3 separate regions of the Homo sapiens genome follow, and all the other regions are linked to region 3. The links are chromatin contacts, found by Hi-C in ENCODE. All regions are on one chromosome and are shown on one strand. The core of a region is the stretch at or near the end of the contact, and the rest is flanking DNA. Distances in the headings are between cores, read along the strand shown. Region 1 overlaps LOC124905222 (a long non-coding RNA gene). Region 2 holds the start of SOX3 (SRY-box transcription factor 3). Region 3 holds the start of ATP11C (ATPase phospholipid transporting 11C (ATP11C blood group)).

Region 1 (4,204 bases), core at 1,013-3,512, 740 kb before region 3:
AGGGTTTTTGTTTTGTTTTGTTTAGAAAAAACAAACAAACCCTACAGGTGATTCTTTAGGCAAGCTTGAGAAACACTGCCCAGAGGCAGTAGGTCCCTAAACCAGCTGTGCATTAGAACCACTTGAGGAGCTTAATAAAAAATGTGGCTTTCTAAGGCTCATGCCCAGATATACTGAATCAAATTCTCATGGTCGGGGGTATATGTGGTTAGACGTGATGCTGATGCCCAAGCTGGTCCAGGAACCACAGCTTCGGTGGTTCCTGAACCACAGATAAGCAACCCATGTATGACTCCATCCAGCTTGACTCATTAGTAATTTGGCTTGGCCAGAGCCTGATGGCTATGATGGGCACCAGATCACTCACTGCTTGACATACCACGAACATGAAACAGAGTGCTTCATGCACTGAAAGTCTGTTTCCCTAAGAAAACTTGCAAAATATGCTTGTATTATCCATGAAGGCAGGGATAGTTATCTGTTCCGCTCACTGCTGTATTCTCAGTGTCTAAGAAAGCAGATGGCACATAGAAGGTTCAATACATATTTATCGAGTAAATTAACAGATGAATTAATTTACACATGCATTAAAATAACTGAAATCACTTAAGTTGGGGTATGACTGTCCAATGCATGTGTGAATCTGTAGATTTATTTCTACCACCAAGAAACCCTCTATCAAGAGTCCTCTAACTTGAAAAATCAATATGAAAATCACTACTATTTCAGTAATATTATCAGTATCATCATTGACCAAATTCTACGTAGATAGCCCATTATGAAGTAGCAATTGTATCCTAAATTAAATTAGCAAAATTAAATCCAGCAGGATTATTGCTGTCAGTCTAAGGGCTTTTGGTATAGAGTTTCAAAGGTAAAGGAGCATTTACAGAAACCTACGATGGATGATAAGCATTGTCATTACGTAACACATTTAGTGAGCACTTGCTTTGTGAAAAGGATCCTTGAAGACATTCCAGTCTATTCAGAGAGATAAGACATAAGCAGATGAGAAGTTAACCATGAGATACACCCAAAGTAGCCCATGGAGATTGCCAGATGGGTGACATAGAAGCCCTGTACAGAAGTAAGCAGTCAGTGCCTGCTGGGAGGGCGGAAGAAAGGCTTCATGGAGGATGGAGATTTAGCTTGGACTTGAAGCATCATATAATATAAAAATAATAAGTAGGTCACGGTAGATCAAGGAATGAGGGAGCAGAAAACTCAGTTTGAAGACAATCAATAAGTAATATTTCATTAGTATTATTTTTATTATTATATCATTAATATAATTATGTATTTCCACTATAGATAAAAATAGAAAATATGACTAAACACTATAAATTTCTATAAGCCAACCACCCAGAGATTCCTTTTGGTGTATATTCTTTCAAGATTTATTCTTAGCATATTTGTTGTGTATCTATTTACATATGTGCATAGTTGTCTATGTGTGTTTAATTTGGTATTTACAGATTTATACACACATATACATAGCCCCATATGGGCACATATTCATATATGTACTTTTACAAAATACTAATCATGCTTGTGGTGTCCAGTGAGAAGGATCTCAAGGAGGTGCAGGAAAAATGTTCACACCCCAGGCACAAATCACCATCTCTCCTTGGTTACCCCTAAGTCCACACCTAGTATACACACTGAAAATGATGGTGCAAATTATTTAACGACATAAAATAACATTCTAAGACGTTGAGGGAAAAAAAGGAAGTTATCGTGTATGTGCCTGATCCCACATACACACTTAAAGATAATTAGCCATGTCTATGTATTATAATATGCAGAGAAAAAGGACTAGAAGCAAAGCCTCAAAAAGTTAACTTGGTAGTGGAACCTTGGGTGATATTTTCTTCTCTACGCTTTTATGATGTTCCAAATTGTCTCCGGTAAACATGCATTATTTTGTAATCTGAAAAAAATCAATGTAATAAAACATAAGCAATATAAAAACACACACATAAATTCAAATCTGCCTGTGAGCGTCCTGCTCAAGATGCATCTTCGGTTTTTGAGCAGCTAAAGTCAAATTAGCATTAACAAGAAGACAGAGAAAGCAAAGCTCTTGTGTTGGTCAAGCCCTGACTTCAAGGCTCTTGGCCTTCTATGCCTGCCTTTGAGGTGTCTAGTGGGTGGGTCAGGTGTACGGAAAGCAAGAAAGCCTTGATAGGTGTCGCTAAGGGAGGAGGGCGCGCCTCCCTGAGCCCCGCCCGGCCACCACCAGCGCTGCTCTGACCGCCACCATCTTAACGCTGCTTCCCCACAGGCTGCAACGTGCCCGCGGTCTAGACTGCGAGGCCGCGGGCTGCACCGGAGCGCGCAGTATCTTCCCCCGGACTGCGACCACCCGCACCGCCAGCCACGGAGCCCTGGCCCGGGCCCGCGGTTCCCTTTGCGACGCCTCCCCGTGAGTCGACTGGGCCGTGGGTATCGAGGACAAGCAAACAGAAACCCCCACTGCCCACCGCCGCTGCCGCCGCCAGGAAGGCGCTTTGTCATGCCCGGAGCCGGCGCCGGGCAGCTCTTTGCCAAGTTTCACCTTCGGTGACACAACTTTTCCGTGTTTCTTTTTTAGGCAGCTGCCACATCACGAGGCTAATGAGCACACTAAGGTTTGTAATAAACCTGCCTGCCAGATACACAGGAACTGAGGGAGGCTGGTTGACCAGACCTTTCAGCGCGATCGTCGGTTCCCAGCTAGCCGAAAAACAAATGTTCCCCGGAATGAGAGCATCTAGGAGCACCTTGTCCTGTTTCCAAGAGAATGGCTCACATTGTTCCCAGAGCTCCGAAAATCACTCACAAATTCAAGAGCTCTTGGAAGCCTTAATGTTCAATAAACCCCCCAAGGGGAGAGGCAAGCATACACACAGAGAATCAAAGGCAAAATAAGCAGGTCAATTCTCAATACTTTCAAAGTCACCATTGAAAGAAGTTTCTGAAAATATCTATGGGCATATTCAAGAAGTGCACTCAGCCTGTCTTCTTTAGGTTGTTTACTTCTACTTTTAAGAGCTAGATAAATATTTTAAGAACCCTAGCTATTTACTAACCCTCAACTCCAGAACAGTAACAAATGCTACCTACATTATTTGGAGCAAGTTTTGAGAACTGGGTTTCATGTTTGTTATTAAATTTACCTATAGCCATGCAATAGACCCATCACTGTTAATTATTACCATTGAGCAACAGTTCTACAATACAGATAAATACTACATGATTCCCAACTTCGAGAACTGTAATTAATATGCTTGTTCAAGGCGTTGTGTCTCTGTTAACAAGATATATTTTTGGAAATATTATCTAACTGAAGGCAGCATAAATAGTATACAAAATAAAGCTTGCACTTTTTTATTTTTCCATTTAAAATGAGTTACGTAAGTAGTGAAAAACCTCTTCTGTGGAGCTACGCTTTGTTGTGGGGGGTGGATTTCTTTCATCACGATTAATATAGCTATCAAAGGAAAAAATCCAGAAATGAAAATCTTTCAATGAGCTCAGCACACCCTGAGGAGCCCCATTCGGTTAATAAAAACCACTGACATTTGTTAACAAGAAAAGGAGGGAGGGAAAGAAGGAGAGTCGGAGGAAGAACGGGGTAGGGTTGAGAGACAAAGAGAAGGGAAATGAGACATATGATTCTGATGGGAGACAGACTGAAAGCATATACCATGTAATGAAAACTAAAATAAACAAGTGGAGTTTTTACTCAACAGTGAATTAAGAGGATGTATAATCTTGAAGACACAGGTGAAACAAGGTCTCAGATGCAGTTGCAAAAGAAAGTACCATTGTTTTTAAACCAATATGAAAGCCAAAGTCACCTGGCCAATGAAAGACACAGTCACCTGGCCAATGTCCTGTAGCAGTGGTTCAAGAGGATGGCCAAGTGAAGTGAGATGCACATCGGAAAGTTTAAAGTCAGAATGTCCCAGGCCAGAGAAGAAGGAAAGGGTACCCCGGCACAGCACCTGATAGAGAAAAGTCACTCAAAAAATGTTCAGATTTTGTTTAACTGAACAAAGACCACAGCCCTGGAGCAACCATGTATTTAGTATAGGCACACTCCTCCTAATTATGTCCAATTTGGTGAATGGAAGTAATTTCGTCTTTGTGCAAACCTGCATTAGAAAGACTCAGCTGTGCTGCCTAGGAAGGGAGTATGATATAGTGGTTAGTGGTTAGG
Region 2 (4,536 bases), core at 485-2,984, 570 kb after region 3:
ATGTTTCTCCCATTCACTCCTTGGCTAACTGCAAACTAACAAGACAACATTTTCAAATGTAACAGAATAACCCTGGAACTCAGGAGGAGGAGTGGGGGCTGTTTTTTCTTTGCAAATAACACAGCGATTCCCAGCCTACAAAGGTGAAAGGAGCAGCGGCGTGGGGCAAGAGAGCTCTCTAGAAGTCCCATTTTCGCTGCTCCTGACTTATTTTTGCTTTTGTACAAAACCCGACAGCTACAGCAAAACTTTCAGCCCTCCCCATCATCGGTACAAGGCAACAGTCCCAGGCAAGCAAAGCTAAACAAGGCGTCCCAACTTGGGGGTGCGGGGCGGGAGTGGGGGTGGGGGTGGGGAACAAGGGTGGACGAGCGCAGGCCGGTGCTCAGATGTGGGTCAGCGGCACCGTTCCGTTGACTGCAGTCCCGGCGCCCTGGTAGTGCTGGTGCACGCCGTGCAGGCGACCGCCGGGCAGCGGAGAGGCGGCGTCGGCCGCGTCCCCGCCGGGTGGCAGGTACATGCTGATCATGTCGCGCAGGTCGCCGAGGCACGCGCGCTGAGAGTGCGATGCGATGGCGGGCGGCGGCGAGCTGGGCTCAGACTTCACTACCGAGCCCATGGGGCCCAGGCTCATGGCGGCTGCGGCCGCAGCTGCGGCCGCGGCGGTGGCGGGCTGCTGCCCGTAGGCGGCGGCCGCGGCTGCTGTGGCTGAGGGCGCCATGCCCCCGTAGCCCGAGGCGGCGGCGGCCGCGGCAGCGACGTTCATGTAGCTCTGAGCGCCGGGCGGCATCATTGGGCTGTACTGCAGGCCGGCCATGTCGTAGCGGTGCATCGGCGGCAGCGCGGGCGGCGGCGGCGGGCTGCTCATGCTCGGGGGCTGCGCGTAGCCCAGCTGCTCCTGCACCAGCGAGTACGCGCCGTTGGCCCAGCCGTTCACGTGCGTGTACGTGTCCAGGCGCTGGCCCACGCCCACCGGACTGCTGGCGGCAGCGGCTGCGGCCGCGGCAGCGGCGGCGGCGGCCGCGGCACCGGGAGGCAGGAGGCCGCTGGGCAGGGAGTACTTATCTTTCTTGAGCAGCGTCTTGGTCTTGCGGCGCGGTCGGTACTTGTAGTCCGGATACTCCTTCATGTGCACGGCGCGAAGTCGCTTGGCCTCGTCGATGAATGGTCGCTTCTCGGCGTCGGTCAGCAGTTTCCAGTCGGCGCCCAAGCGCTTGCTGATCTCAGAATTGTGCATCTTGGGGTTCTCCAGGGCCATTTTGCGCCGCTGCCCGCGGGACCATACCATGAAGGCGTTCATGGGCCGTTTCACACGGTCCTGGTCTGTACCCCCGCCACCTCCGCTCGCACCACCGCTGCTGCCGCCGCCCGAGTTCGCGCCGCCGGCTGCGTTCGCACTACTCTTGCCTGCGCCTCCCGGGGCTGCGGGGCCGCCGGTGCCCGCCGCTTGTGTGGGTGTCCCTACGGGGTTCTTGAGTTCAGTCTCCAGAAGGCTGTACATTGCCGGGGCGGGAAGAAGGTGCGCCAGCGTGGCGGGAGGAGAAGGCGCTCCCGGGGCTGGAGCGGCCACGGTGAAAAGGCCCTGGGACTCCGTCGGAGCGGAGCTTGGGGGCCTGTGGGCCAGCGAGTCCGGCGGGAAGGGTAGGCTTATCAAAATGCTCCGCGCCAAATCAGCAGGAACCCGCGGGCTTCTCGCACCTGATGAGTTCTCTCGAACAGGTCGCATTCACAGTCTGCCTGGGCTCTAGCTGGGCCCCTTATATACCTGCTCGGATTCCCCGGGGTTGGGGCTTGGTCCGCCCCTCGCAACCCGGAGGACCCGTGATTGACAGGTTCGCAGTGATGCGCCCTGGCCAATCATTACCGAGCCCCCGTTCGGCCTGGCTGGAAAAAAAAAAGTTCGGGGAGCCCTTTCGTTCACCCCACGCCCCTCTTTGGCCTAGTGACGTGGTAAGAGTTACTTAGGAGGCGGGAGTCCACGAGGCCCACTCAGAGGCCACCAATTAGGGTTTCAAAAAGTTTGAAAGAACGAAACCTGAGGAGGTGACGGGGGGAGGGGGGAGGGGGCACGCAAGCAGATTGGGGGGAGGGGGCAGAGGGGCGCCTTCGGAATTTAGAAAACAACTTTGCAACCCTGTCAAGGCAGACCGGCGCCCCATCCCCCGGCCAGCCCGCAAAGCTTCCCGTTGTCTGCACGGAGGTTTTCTGGCCGCTTCTGCTGCCAGCGCTAGGAACGCAGGGCACCACCAGCTACCCAGGCCGGCTTAGGGACTCCAGGCTCATTGGAAGTGCTCCTGGCTGCGTCTCCAAGAAGCTCTCCCTGGAATTGGCCGCTGGTTGTCCAGATCTTTCTCTAGGAGGGCCAGTGCGTCCAGGACGCAGCGTGGGTCAGGGGCCCGGGCATGGGAGACAGGCTTCAGGACTGCGGGGTGCATTCGGCTGTGAGGCTCTTGGGGGTTTGCAGGAGGGCGGGCAAGCAGTCAGTCGCCCGTCTCCTGAGCCTGTCGGAGGCGCTCGCACAAGGTGGTGTGGAAAGTATGTGTGGGACGTAGGGGGTGAACTGGCCTCCGCTCTCTCGATCCTGGCCCCCGCTTAGCGGCCCCTTTTTGTCTCTGCTCTGTGGCCATTTCGGTTTTTCCAGTCCGATGCCCCTGAGGGGGAGGGTCGGGCCCCTTGGAAAATCCGTTTTCATGGCAACACGGAGCCTCTCAGAGTGAAAGAAAAGTTTCTTGGAGGGGGGAACGTTGGCCGGAGCGGAGCCGAGGCCGTCCTCCGGGCGAACCGCCGGGCCCCCTCCACTGCCCCCGCACCTGCCGGGACCGCTGAGCGCTACTCTGGGCGCGCAGCCTCGCCGCCTCCCCCGGGAGCAGGCTCTGCTAACGGATTCCGTCCGTCTCTTTTATTGTTTTAGAGACTTCCTGAGATTCGGAGCGGGACATTCACTTGCTTGTTGGGTTATCTGCCAAAGACTAGCGGCGCGGGAACTCTGGCTGCGGGGAGAGGAAACCCCGATAATCGCCACTGCCAGCTGAAGCGAGTGGCACAGCGTTTGAAACTCTCGGAGCAGCCCGAGGTAGCGAGTGGGAATGAGAAGCCATCCCGGCAGATTTGGCAGAAACTAAAATAAGGTGTCCATACGGTGTGGGGTCTCGCCCCCCCATCATCCCTAGCCCCGTGGAAAGGTGGGGAACTAAACGGAAAGCATAATCTTAAGTGGGTGGGGGGCGCATGGGGGAATCCCAGGTTTCTAGCGTCTTAGCGTTAATGCAAGACCAGGCGATCCCGGGACTTCTGCATGCTGGGCTCTTCCCCCTTTCTCTCCACGAATTAAAAAGTACGCCTCTTCGGCTTGTTAGTGGGGTCAGGGGGGGAGTGGAGGCTCAGGGCAGGCCAGCCCCCTCTCGGCCAGGCGGACCTCTGGCAAAAGAATCCCGGCTCCCAGTCGGCATCATCTCTCGGAAGTTTGGGGTCTGGAAACTTGCCCCTTAAGTTTGTGTTCCACTTGATCTGAGTATTCTGCAGCCAAGGGCTGCAGTCAACTGGATGGGTATACGGATTTAGGGTTTTAAATGTAAGTAAACTCTCTGGAAGGCTTCTGTGTGTAGATACAGTGTGTGTGTGTGTGTGTGTGTGTGTGTGTGTGTGCGCGCGCGCGCGCGCGCGCGTAGCGAACGTGAGCTGATAAGTACGTCTCAGAAAACATAATGATTAGGCAATCCCTACCTGCACCTGTTTTCTTGGCGAAGTGGCCGACAAGGTCAAACTTTCTTAGGCAAATCCATCCTCTCCTACAGAAGCCAATGTGCAATATCTCTGCCCTCCTGCCGTCTTTCCCGCATGCCCTCTCTGGGCTTTTCTGGGCCCTGGAGGCTGTTGCTAAGTGAAGCGCGTTTTAGGAAACTACCCAACCGACGCGCGGCCTGGCGTCCAGTAGCTTCACAGATGTCAGGTTTCTTTCCAAGTTTTAGGACCCAAGTAAACGTTGCAGTGACAGCGCCTGGGCTGCATATTTCCCAAGGCAGGGGATACGGTGCTGGGCCGACACCCTCCCCGCAGCAGATTACCAGGGGAAACTAGTCACTGCTCCCAGCTGTCTGACATTTGATCACACTTAGCCCGAGGCTTAGGTGAGCTCATTTTTGCCCTACATCCTCCTGCCAGATTTACAGCAGTCTTTTGCCAGGACCAGGCACACTCTCCCAATTCTCCCGGCTTCTCGCTGAGGCCAGCTCCCTCTCGGGGGGTAGATACATAAAATCTCCGTATCTGGTGGTTCTGGGGTGATCTGCACATTCTCAAGTAAGAGCCACGCCAGATTTCCTTGGAAACTCTTGCCAGGACACTTTCTAAATACAAGCTATCATTTCAATAGACAAGCAAGGTTACCATTGCGGGCGTGGGGAGATGGGGGAAGGCTGGAAATAAATCAGTTCTTAGCCCACCTGCAGCGCAGGCTTAGCCACCAGCCCAGCGGCGCAACCTTCGCTAAGGGTCGGGAGAGGTGTCGCGACAGGTACCACAGCGCAGGAGGCCTCG
Region 3 (4,377 bases), core at 363-2,862:
TTTCAAACACCCTAAAGGTGAGCTTTGTAGGCTGGGTCTCCAAAGTTTGCCCGGCCTCCGGTCAGAAGCCGCCCGCTGGCTGAGCCCTAGGCAAGGCTGAGTCTTGCCCTAGTCTCCGGCTCCCTCAGCCCCCAGCTCTTCTTTTGGGCCACCGTGACAGGTCTAGGTTTACCTCCATGTGCTCGTGGCAGAGGAAACAAAAGAAAGCAACCTCCCTGAGAATAAAACGCCATCTTCGACTAATTGGCAAACTGAGGGGTCCCCGGGTCGGTCCCCCCACGAGTCCCCCCCACCACCCAGCCCGAAGGCGGCCCCCAGTTTCAGGCAGAGTTTGTAACAGCTCCGGGAAGCCCTGGTCGAATTGTCCTGGGGGCGAGGGTGGGATACCCCGAGAGCCCTACCTGCCTCCCCTCCCCGGCCGCCTGGGCACCGTGTTTCGGTGAAAAGGAAGAAGAGGGGTGGTGGTGTCTCCCAGAGACGTAACTGCCCCCTCAGAAAATTGTTGTGAGGGACCCGGCGAAGGGGCTGGCGAGCAAGCAAACCGGCACGCGCGGAGCCGCAGCGAGTGTACTTACAAAACGATTCAAGCTCCGGCGGAACATCGCGTCGAAGGCTGCCGGGCGCTGAGCTGGGCTCTACCGGGCTGTCTGGGAAGGCGCCGTCCACAAAACACACTGCGGCGTGGGCCGGCGGCGCCAAGCGGAGCAGCGAGGCGGGCGGCCGGGCCACCCGCTCGCCGCCTGCCCCCCTCGGCTCTCCGCGCTCCCCCGCCCCCCAGCCGCCCGCAGCCTAGCCGCCGCCCCGCCTCACTCGCGGCCCGCCCCCGGCCTGCCTGACCCGGGGGCGGCGGCCCCGCGGATCGCCCTTATCTGGCCCCGGCACCCCGGGCCGGCAGCTCGCGCAGCACCCACTGAGAAGGCGAGCCCGCCGCGCGGGGGAAGGATGGCGGAGGAGCGCGAGGCTCCTCCTGTGGGGAGGGGGCGCCCCCGTCTCTCCGCCAGCGCCGGGCTCGGCACCCCGCGGGATGCGCTCTTCCCCGACGCGGCACCACCGCCCGCCTCCCCGCTGGACTCCGCGGCCGCCCCCCTCGGGGCACGGGGAACCCTCCCGAGGCACCCCGCGCCTCACCTCGCCTCAGCCCGACACTACTCCCCTGTCTCTGTCGGGAGCCACAGCCTCCCTCGCCCCGGCCCTAACTCGTCCGCCGTGCCGCGCCGCGCCGTTTCGCTCGCAGCCCCTCCTCGGTCCGCGGCTGCCGCGCCGCCCCGCGCTCTGGTCCCGCACTCGGGCCAGGGAGCCTGGGTACAGCCAACCGGCCCGCCCTGAGCCAGCCGACGGCCAGACTCCCTCTTCCGGGCGTGGTGGAGCCGGGCTCTGAGGCAGGGCACCGTGAAGACCCCAGCGCGGGAGGGGCGGGGCGGGGTGCGAGGGGGGACTAGTTCTGAAAGCCCACCCTCCTCATCTGCACCGACGAGGGTTCCCCCTCGACCCTCGCGCCGCTGTACTCCCACCTACGCGGCTTTCCCTCCTCTCAGTCTTTCTCTCGTCCTGCCTGCCCACCTAAGCCTTCTTACTTCCACTTTCTCTGAGGTTGTAAAGTCAGGCTTTGTGTCGTTGCTGCTGCGCAGCGGGGCGGGATTTCCCTGACCCCCACCCCGCCCCACCCAGGCCCCTCCCGCTCGCCCCCTCCCCCTCCTTGCTCCCGGGGCAGCCTGGGAGTTGTAGTCCAACCGTCCCCCTACTTCGCCTGGTACCGCGGGCTGGGAGCTCCCCCACACGCTAGTCCCGGGTTTGCCCAGAGGGTTGAAGAAGGAAGCGCGGGCTGAACAGCGGGTTCTCCACGCCGGCCGGCTGGGTGTGGAGGCCGGGCGCACTCGGTAGCCTTCCTAGCGGTGGGACATGTGAGAAGGCTAAATTAGGCAAAGCTCCGAATCCTGGGAGCTTTCCCTGGAACGCAAAATGTGCGCATCAGGAAACCCTCTACACCCTCGGCCCCCAGCTTAGAGCTGGAATTTGCGAAACTTTAAAAATTACAAAAGAAAAGCGAGTCCAGAATTGCCACGAGGCTGGGCATCCCTCCCAACTACCACAACCCCACCCCTTTTCACCGCCCCTTAAGGCGGGGCCCAAGGCTGTTGGAGAAGAACTTGCAGATTCTTCTATAAAAGTCAAAAAGAAGGAAAGGGAGTTCAGAGACTCTTACACGAGTCTTCCGCCTCGCCGCGTTCTCCTGCCAGTTTAGAGCTGGGGACAGGGCCCAGCCACACCACAGGCCTTCCCAAAGGTCGCGAATAGGCCTTTACTACTAGGCATAGGCGCTTCTCCTTTACCCTCCGGAGTTCGGATTCATTTCAACAAACCTTTGCTGGGAATTTTCTTTGTACCAGGCACTGTGCCAGGGCTGGACACAGCGATTTCTTAAAAGACCTCCCCAACAGGGTGGTCGCAATCTGGTTGGGGGATACAAACAAGCGAAAATGCCACGTTAGAATTTAATAATAGCTAGAGTTCAAAGTGCTAGAGAAATAGGGGAGAGCGACATTGCATCTGAAAATGGGGTTTGGGAAGTTTTCCTAAAAGCCCTGGAGATTAAACTAGCCCTTGAAACGTGGGAAGGCTTTAGAGGGACCTGACTGAGCCCAAGGGGACAAAGTCCAGGGTAGAGGGAGAGGTCGGTGAAAAAGCGCAGGACAAACTAAGAAAGAGATCACGCTGTAGTGGCAGACGCCCAGGACGTGTAGGTAAGGGCGGCTCGAACGAAAGCTAAAATCTAAAACTCTTCAAAAACATGTTACGAAGTTTGAACTTCATTCTGCGATCAACGAGAAGCCCATCTCCCAATAAAATGCAAATGCAGGAGACCTAAGGTTTGTTCCCAAACTGTCCTAACTGCCAAGAAGTAAAACCAACCGTTTTCAATTCTTCCCCTCTTATGATTCCTTCTCTGCTCACAGTTGAGCCTGTATCTAATGATTTTTAAGATTTATGTTAAATTTATATTTATATTAATCAGATATTATGATATTTTATTGACAAAAGAGATCTAAAGTTTTGCTCTCTACTGCTTTAAAGATTTTCAAATAGAGTTATTTTCTAGCTTTCTAGCTTTACCTTTTTTTTTTTTTTTTTTTTGAGACAGTCTCACTCTGTCACCCAGGCTGGAGTGCAGTGGCGCGATCTTGGCTCACTGCAGCCTCTGCCTCCTGGGTTCAAGTGATTCTCGTGCCTCAGCCTCCCAAGTAGCTGGGATTACAGATGCCTGCCACCACACCCGGCTAATTTTTGTATTTTTAGTAGAGACGGGGTTTCACCATCTTGCCCAGGTCTCGATCTCCTGACCTCAGGTGATCCACCCGCCTCGGCCTCCCAAAGTGCTAGGATTACAGGCGTGAGCCACCATGCCCGGCCTCTAGCTTTACTTTTATTGAACACAGCAAATACTGTAATTTCTTCACTAGTTTATTTGTTGAACGACTGCTATGTGGCAGACATTATTCTAGATACTGGAATTGGGAGGTGGAGGAGGTTATTGTCTTTAGTTCTAGGTATAAGTCTAGAATTCTTACCAAAATACATCCTTATCAATAAAATAATAAACTAATTTAGACATTTGGGGATACAAGTGCTTGCTAGTGAATAGTAAATAATATCGTTCCAAATTCAATTCTGTTAAACAAGTGGAAAAAATGTACTTTGCTTATAGATTCAAACAGATCAACTTTAAAAAATATTAGAGACCTGAAATTTTTTTTTGTTTGCATTATGCTCTCATACATACCCATTGTCATGTTACTGCAGCCTAATCACAGGAATTTTAAGATTCCTCAAGATATAGCAGTATTGGGCCAGGCGCGGTGGCTCACACCTGTAATCCCAGCACTTTGGGAGGCCAAGGTGAGTGGATCACCTGAGGTCAGGAGTTCGAGACCAGCCTGGGCAACATGGTGAAACCCTGTATCTACTGAAAATACAAAAATTATCCAGGTGTGGTGGCGGATGCCTGTAGTCCCAGCTACTCAGGAGGCTAAGACAGGACAATTGAATCGCTTGAACCTGGGAGGTGTAGGTTGCAGTGAGCCGAGATCGCACCACTGCACTCCAGCCTGGGTGACAAGAGCAAAACTCCATCCCCACCCCCCAAAAAAGATATAGCAGTATTGTTGATTTTTATTTGTTATAATTCTGCTATTTATTCTCTCAATTTATTTCAATACGCCACCTATACTCATGGGTCCAGTCTAATTTGCTCAACTATAAAAATGCAATTCCAGGCATTTTTATGGGATTTTTATTCCAGGTATTTTTATGGGAGGCCGAGGCAGGCAGATTACCTGAAGTCAGGAGTTTGAAACCAGCCTGAACAACATAGCGAAACCC

The links. A loop is a pair of places that touch in the nucleus more often than their neighbours do. Pooled maps may share reads with other maps.
Region 1: a pooled map shows a loop between it and region 3 (4-fold over the local background). The contact joins the enhancer-like site here to the promoter of ATP11C in region 3. A Hi-C loop is called at or near these places in 4 of 37 single-sample maps with no recorded cell type and 8 of 50 pooled maps.
Region 2: a loop to region 3 is called in a pooled map of gastrocnemius medialis, with 5 times the contacts of the local background. The contact joins the promoter of SOX3 here to the promoter of ATP11C in region 3. A Hi-C loop is called at or near these places in 1 of 50 pooled maps.

What each region holds. Positions count from the first base shown.
Region 1 is chrX:139,192,474-139,196,677 of GRCh38, forward strand. It overlaps LOC124905222 (a long non-coding RNA gene), which reads left to right. Exons shown (of 2, transcript XR_007068344.1): 1 at 1-2,425; 2 at 2,594-3,387. It also overlaps a transcript of FGF13 not described here. Among named protein-coding and RNA genes, the nearest start is that of F9, 340 kb to the right of the region's middle. Within about 2 kb of position 2,263, at least 11 of the 41 ENCODE cell types and tissues checked have a DNase peak (open chromatin) inside an H3K27ac peak, as active enhancers do.
Region 2 is chrX:140,503,335-140,507,870 of GRCh38, forward strand. SOX3 (SRY-box transcription factor 3) reads right to left here and starts at 1,735. Exons shown (of 1, transcript NM_005634.3): 1 at 1-1,735. The coding sequence starts at 1,726. The coding sequence ends at 386. RefSeq lists promoters at 1,468-2,176, 1,687-1,973.
Region 3 is chrX:139,931,441-139,935,817 of GRCh38, forward strand. ATP11C (ATPase phospholipid transporting 11C (ATP11C blood group)) reads right to left here and starts at 1,613. Exons shown (of 30, transcript NM_001353812.2): 1 at 576-1,613. The coding sequence starts at 602. RefSeq lists silencers at 640-799, 840-1,079 and enhancers at 1,860-2,209, 2,250-2,299.